Regions from separate parts of the Homo sapiens genome. Here region 2 is linked to region 1. The links are chromatin contacts, found by Hi-C or POLR2A ChIA-PET in ENCODE. All regions are on one chromosome and are shown on one strand. Each heading gives the region's core, a stretch centred on a gene start or an enhancer-like site at or near the end of the contact. The rest is flanking DNA. Distances are from core to core; before and after follow the strand shown.

Evidence for each region. A loop is a pair of places that touch in the nucleus more often than their neighbours do. ChIA-PET counts read pairs that join two places held with the same protein, here RNA polymerase II (POLR2A). Pooled maps may share reads with other maps.
Region 2: a loop to region 1 is called in a pooled map, with 6 times the contacts of the local background. The contact joins the promoter of ATP5MG here to the promoter of IL10RA in region 1. A Hi-C loop is called at or near these places in 2 of 37 single-sample maps with no recorded cell type and 8 of 50 pooled maps. POLR2A ChIA-PET finds 5 or more read pairs at or near these places in 2 of 52 experiments (CD8-positive, alpha-beta memory T cell and activated CD4-positive, alpha-beta T cell).

Annotation. Positions count from the first base shown.
Region 1 is chr11:117,984,089-117,987,771 of GRCh38, forward strand. IL10RA (interleukin 10 receptor subunit alpha) reads left to right here and starts at 2,306. Exons shown (of 7, transcript NM_001558.4): 1 at 2,306-2,446. The coding sequence starts at 2,380. RefSeq lists enhancers at 1,734-1,793, 3,184-3,483 and silencers at 1,984-2,083, 2,104-2,383.
Region 2 is chr11:118,399,495-118,402,985 of GRCh38, forward strand. It overlaps ATP5MG (ATP synthase membrane subunit g), which reads left to right and starts at 2,112. Exons shown (of 3, transcript NM_006476.5): 1 at 2,112-2,223. The coding sequence starts at 2,172. All of the region lies in intron 3 of LOC100131626 (a long non-coding RNA gene), which reads right to left. RefSeq lists enhancers at 1,773-1,852, 1,973-2,836, 3,295-3,491.

The DNA.
Region 1 (3,683 bases), core at 1,056-3,555:
CACTTGGCAAACAGACAACGTTCTCCACACCACAATGAAATCCAAATCCACAGACTGGCCACTGCAAATCATATATGACTGCAAGTGCACACACACACACACACACACACACACACACACACACACACTTTGAAGCAGGTGTCAGCCTCCAAGAAAAAGTGATGGACAGTCTGTCTCTCATATCCTCACATATTTGGTTCACCTGGAGATGGCCTCAGATGAGCCAAGTGACACAGAGGTGCGAGAGACTGAGGATGTGCTGAGGTGTTACCCAGCACTCCAGTAGTGCTATTACCCAACACAAAAATTGGTCTGAATATCAGATTTCAAGCAAGCAAGGGAAACCCAGAAGAGACTGGGAGAAGTCCTTATGGAGGCTAAAGCAACTCCATGTTGGATGCTAATCCACAGTTTTGGCCGTGTTGGCTTTGGAGCCTCCCAGAAGACCTCTGAGATTCCCAATTTATCAATTGCTCCTTGTGTAAGTGCAAACACTTACTGTAAATCCGGCCCTTAGGTCAAACAACCTTGATGTTATCATACTTCAACTGTCCTACACATCTTTTCTGAATCACCCTTCCCCTGTGGTCTATAAGCCCTGGTCCTGGGGGTGAATCATGGAGACACAAACGTAGCTTCTGTTTATAAGTCCTTATTAAATGTTTTTTTCGAAGAAACTGGATGTGTCAGCCTGTAACCTGCAAAAGGATCTGGCTGCTCTCTGCTTGTAGAAAGAATGGATAATAAAGGAAAATCTGCTAGCTGCCATGCTAGCAGGGGAAGAGCAGCAAACAATTCCACTCTTCAATTCATGGGGGGAACGCAGGGGTTTTTTAAGAAAGGATCTGAAATGCAGAAAAGGCAAGGGGGAGGTTAGGAGGTACCAGGTGGTGTGACTTGCTCCAGTGGTCCTCTTTAATTATCGTCTTATTTGGTGGAGGGGCTGGTGCAATCGTGGATCCTGCCAGGTTATAAATTAGTTACTCTTCAGCAGGGTATATGTTCAACTCCTGAAGTAAGCTTTTGTTGGAGAGAGAATTCCGGAGGTGCCTGGTCCCTATCAGGACGCAGCTCCTGAGGCATCTAAGGAAATATATGACCAGGTAAGAGCATAGCGTGTGCTTAACAAGCACGTAGGTAAATAAACGTGCGTAAGGCATGGGAGTACAGTATGGGACAGGAAAGGGAGTGGAGGTCACAGCACGTCCTGAGGCTGTGTTTTAAGATGAGAGGTAACATACATGCAGTTTGTCTCAAAATTATATCTTGAGGCCCAGAGGAGGAAGAGAAAAAAGGAAAGAAGAGAAACTAAGTTTAAAACACGGTTTAAGGCTGGGCGCGGTGGCTCACCCCTGTAATCCCAGCACTTTGGGAGGCTGAGGCGGGTGGATCACCTGAGGTCAGGAGTTCGAGACCAGCCTGGCCAACATGGTGAAACCCCGTCTCTACTAAAAATACAAAAATTAGCCCAGGCGTGGTGGCACATGCCTGTAATGCCAGCTACTCGGAAGGCTGAGGCAGGAGAATCGCTTGAACCTGGGAGACGAAGGTTGCAGTGATCCGAGATCACGCCACTGCATTCCAGCTTGGGCGACAGAGCGAGACTGTAAAAAAAAAAAATAGATAAAAAAATTTTAAAAATCGCGGTTTGAGGCTCAGCTGCTGAGCTGCTGGTTAAAAGCCTCTTTCTTGGGTCTCTCAGCTTCCTGGGACTTTGGGGGCAGGTCTGCATAAACTGCTTAGTTGTGGACCCCCCTCCAACAATTAGGTAGGGGACTACTCAGTATTCATCCATCGGTGTCCTCAGACCCCCAGACGGGGAGGCCCTGGGGCAACGCCAAGACTCACACCGGCGTCCTGGCGCCTTTGCCCTCAAGGGCCTGCAACTACCTCCTCCCCATTCGGAGCGGCCGCGGCCACATCCTTAACGCCAAGCCGGCACGCCAGGCAAAAGCGGCTCGGACGCCCTCACCCCACCTTCCGCACTCAGGGCCGAGGCTGTGCCTGGCCACCTGCTTCCCAGCACATGCACACACGCGCGCGCGCACACACCCACACACACGTACCCACGGCCGGCCGGGCTACCCGGACCACTTTGATCCGAAGGCACTGGAGGCCCAGAGGGAAGGAAAGGGAGGGGTGGCCGGAGCCCGCTAGCGCCCCAGGACAGCCTCGGGTTGCCCCAGGCGGTAGCCCTGTGGGACAGTGGTTCCCCGTCCGCGGCCTCGGGGGCGGGGCGTCTGTAGGCCTCGCCCCGCTGACGTCAGCCCTGCGGGGCGCTGGCGGAGCGGGCGGCGGAGCTGTCAGTCCCAGCCCAAGGGTAGCTGGAGGCGCGCAGGCCGGCTCCGCTCCGGCCCCGGACGATGCGGCGCGCCCAGGATGCTGCCGTGCCTCGTAGTGCTGCTGGCGGCGCTCCTCAGCCTCCGTCTTGGCTCAGACGCTCATGGTAAGGCTCCGGGACGCGGCCCTTCCCTGCCCTGCCCTCTCCGCGCCCGCTCCATTAAAGTTCTCCATCCAGTGGAGAGCCCTGGCTGGCTGGCCCTCTGGCAGAGCGGTGCCCGGGTGCTCCCTTACTCTGGCAAACCTGGATCTCAGGCTCACCTGTTGTGGAAGTGGAAGAGGCTGAAATTGACAGGAACTGACGGATTGGGAAGGATAGAGAAGTATGCGCAAGGCCAAACCCCCAACCCGCAAACCTCATCATCCACCCACTTCTAGATGAGCCGTAAGTTTAGCTCTAGGTTTTTTGCTGTTTAGGTTCAAATGATGGGACTTCTTGTCCCCTTGGGGAATAATTTTGATCTCCTGACTCTCCCTTCTCTTAGTCGACTCTTCAACTAACCTCTGTCTGTCCTTCTCCCATCTCACCTTCATCCCTCACTGATCACCCCGATCTGATCCCCCTTGCTCCACCTGTAGCCCCCAACTCACTCCCACTGCCCCCTGCCTCTCTCCTCCTAACCCAGCCAGTTCAGGCTTCTAACCCAGTTCAGGCTCCTAACCCAGACAGTTCTCCGGCAAGGTTTCTGCAACTAAGAAAAGTAAACCCCAGAGACAGAATGAAAGAGCCGGGAGTTGGAAGGACCAAGAGCAGAGACAGAGAGCAAGGACCGAAACTGCTTCTTCATGACACCAAAATACAAAGTAAAACATGCAGTCAGCCATTCACGTGATCGAGAGCTGAGTCGGAGATGTGCAGCCCAAATACCACAACGACTCGCTGCATTTTTCACTTTCCGTCTAATGTTTCGAAATCAAGGCACTGACGTGAAGATCAAAGACGGTATAAGAAAGAAAGCAAGAGACAGATGACAGAGTCCTCCCCCCCAAAAAATAAATAAAAAACAGGTGCATGATTAGAGAGATGTAGAGAAGTTAGAACACTAGGGAGCGGGAGCAGAGTCGCTGTCAAATGGAGAGAACTTAGAGGATCAAGGAGGAGAGAAAGGGAACCAACCAGCCGTTGGCCTTGCACATACTTCAGTCTGCTTGATCAACAAGACTCTTAAAGTAGAAATGTTTGTTGCATTCTTACAAAGAAGACAATGCCTTCAGCAGTGTTTCCCATGGTGAATGGTGTGTACTGGGGGTAAAGGGAGAGTAGAGCTAGGAATTGGTATTGAGTATCTCTCCTCGGAGCTACAGGTGCCAGCTCTTGTGGGGATGTCCTCAGCCATGTGTAG
Region 2 (3,491 bases), core at 862-3,361, 420 kb after region 1:
TCTTCCCCTTTCTTGCTCCTTGTTTCCATACCCCTGCCATGCAAGATGTCAGCCTAGATTAACTCAGCCATTCCCCTCTGCTGTAATATCCAAACTGCAGACCATTGTTGGAGGAAAAACACAATTTTTAGAATGGTACAACCACAAACTTATCTCTAACGTTGCCCAACAACCCTTCTGTGTGTCCTTCAGCTATTCCAAACTTTGGCCTCCTTCCTCAAATTCCTTCTCATACCCCCCTCCCATTGACCCCTCACAGTCCGATGACTTTGCCTTCATTTTGCTGGGAAGATAAAGACTTCAGAGACTTTGAAGACTTTCAGACCTCTCTCCCATAATCACATCTGTGGAAAAGGCCCCATAGATCCCTGGCTAGTTCTCTTTTCCTGCCTCATCAGGGCTCTTGTCAATATCCCTTTTTATCAGGCAGGATGGCCTGTGCCTGTAATCCCAGAGCTAAGCAAGAGGCTGAAGTGGGATGATCTCTTGAGGCCAGGAGTTTCAGGCCAGCCTGGGCAATGTGGCAAGACCCCATCTCTAAATAAATAAATGACTGCCTCTTCTCTGTCTTCAATTTCTCCCCTGAGTTCCACATCCCCCTTTGGTTTTCTGACTTGTAATCCTTTACAGCCATATTTCTTCACCATTCACCCTGGATTCTATCCTAATTTTTTGAAAAGGCGCTAGTTAGTTAAAGATTGCCATATTGCTAAATTAACTTTCCCATCCTTAATTTGACTTTTCTGCAGTATCTAGGGCAGCAGAATCACTCCTTCATTGAAAAGTTCTTAGTTCCTTGATTACACTTCTAATTTTTCTTTCCATCTCTCTAACCATTCCAAAAATCGGAGATTTACTTCTGCTCAGACTTCCCCAGGTTACATTACTTATAGTTCTGTTCCTCTCATCAAATGCCACTTCCCTACATACATCTTTTCCTCCTCATATTAAACTATGAAGTTTCAGCCCTCTGTAGTATACAGCTGTTCTCTTACACATCGGCTCAAGGATCTTTTCTAGGAAGTATGCTGAAATCAGCACCATGCCTAATCTGATGGAATGCCCCCTCTCTGAGTATACATTGCAACTTCAGATCTCAACTCTGCCACTTCCAAACTGTGTGGCCATTTTTCAAGCCCAGTCTCAATGGGGACAATGCCTTACAGGCTTTCTTTAAATTCCAAAATGCCTGGCATAGTGTGGGCGTTCAATACAGGTGATTTTTTCCTCACATCTGCACAGCTCCTTGTGGTTAACTAGGGAATTAGGGGAAATGGATTCCAATCGTGATACAGCACTTTGGGGAGATTGGGATTACAAAAAATCAACTTTAAAAGGGCTATGGGGCCAGGCGCGGTGATTCACGCCTGTAATCCCAGCACCAAGGCGGGTGGATCACTTGAAGCTAGGAGTTCGAGACCAGCCTGGCCAACATGGTGAAACACCGTCTCTACTAAAAGTACAAAAATTAGCCAGGCGTGGTGGCGGGCGCCTGTAGTCCCATCTACTAGGGAGACTGAGGCACAACAATCGCTGGAACCCGGGGGACAGAGGTTGCAGTGAGCCGAAGTCGTGCCACTGCACTTCAGCCTGGGCGACAGAGCGAGACTGTCTCAAATAAAAAGGGCTATGGGTTGAGCCTGGTGACAGCCTGTGTGGTGATTGCTCGGCCCCTAACTTTATATGTTTGGCCTTGGACCCTCTCTACCTCTGTACAACGATCGTGTTGGACTAGAAGAATCTCAGCGAATCCTTCTCCAGTACTGACTTCAAAGGTTCTCAGAATCGCGGCGAAAGCACCCTACGCAAAATAGCGGAGGTCGGCGCCAAGAAAAGCACTGCAGGTTCAGGGCGCATGCGCATTTCCGCTCCTTGCCGGTTTTCCGGACCTCTACGAGTGGCTGCCCCACAAAATGCCTGCTTCTCTGCGGAATCCTACTGTTCTTCACATGCTCTCTAATACCATCTTTTCATATCCACTTTCTCTTCCATGTTGAAAAATTAAATTGACAGGCTGGATTCTGCAAAGATCTTTGGACATTTAAGTATCTTCGACCGGCGCGAAAAGAGGCGGCCTGACCTTGGAAGTGGGACGGGGTCCTGCAGCGGGTCCTTCCGGCGGGTGACATTCAGCCGGCGGTTCGGGGCGACGGACTCTCCATTCCAGAACCATGGCCCAATTTGTCCGTAACCTTGTGGAGAAGACCCCGGCGCTGGTGAACGGTGAGCGCGATGTGAGACCGCCGAGGCGGGCACACGGGCGGCAGGGAGGCCTGCGATGGCCTGAGAGGAAGAAGCGGGCTGCGAAGACCCGAGGGGCCTGCGGGTGCCGGGGCGGGATGGCCTGCAGGTGGAGGGAGCAGGAAGCAGGTTGGCGACTCTTTTCTAGCCTTCCACTCGTCTGACCTGCAGATTGGGTTCTCTACACAACCTAGAAGTTCCTGAATTCTAACCACGACTGGGAAGAGAGGTAGTGTGAAGGAAGCCCGGCGTTGCCCGGCAGCTGCAACCATTACGCCCCCTGAGATCGCTAAGAGCAGGGATCTAGAGGGGATGGTTCTGTTAGGAGAGCTAAGAAAAGGAAGGGCAGAAACGTGAAAGTAAATCAATTCGGCCTCATTACATGTGGTGTTGTTCTCAGTGGAGTATTTGGAAGTCAACAGAAATGTTTAAGGATGGGTGAGCTTTTTTGAACGTTGACTTTGCTTTCTGTCCTAGACGGATTCTAAGATACTTCCGCTTTAATCCGAGGGAAATTTTAGGTGGAAATGGACTTCATGGATGAGTATCCATGCCCCGAGAAGCATAGGACGGGATCCGTATAAACAATAATCTTTGTTACGAAGCTTAGCATTCGTGGAATTTTTTCAGCTTGAAGAGCCTCACTGGTAGACCGCTGTATTTCACAACAACCCTGAATAATCACAGCCTCTGAGTACTAGTTTATTTGGCCAGTAAATATTTCAGTTGTCTTCTCAGTGGCAAGCTATTCATTTTATTCCTGAAGTGAGATAAGCTAAATTGACGTAAGTTTTTCCTAGATGTGCTGTATTCCAGTAAGTGACTGAAGGTCGGATCTCTTAACTTTTGCCTACGTTTATGAAATGTGAATAGAAAGCAGAACTTCAAAAAAAATGTAATACTTTCTAGCCTATTTTGCTGTGTTTGAGTTTGGTTTGGGTATTTTCTTTTTCTTTCTTTCTTTTTTTTTTTTTTTTTTCCTAGAAGACAGGGACTCACTCTGTCGCCCAGGCTGGAGTGCAGTGCAGATCACAGCTCACTGCAGCCTCCACCTCCTAGGCTCAAGCGATCCTCCCACCTCAGCCTCCTGAGTAGCTGGGATCACAGGCACGCACCACCACACCCAGCTAATTTTTGTATGTTTTAAGAGACGGGATTTCACCATGTTGCCCAGGCTAGTCTCTTAACTCCTGGGCTCAAGGGATCCTCCCGCCTCGGTCTCCTAAAGTGCCAGAGTTACAGGTGTGAGC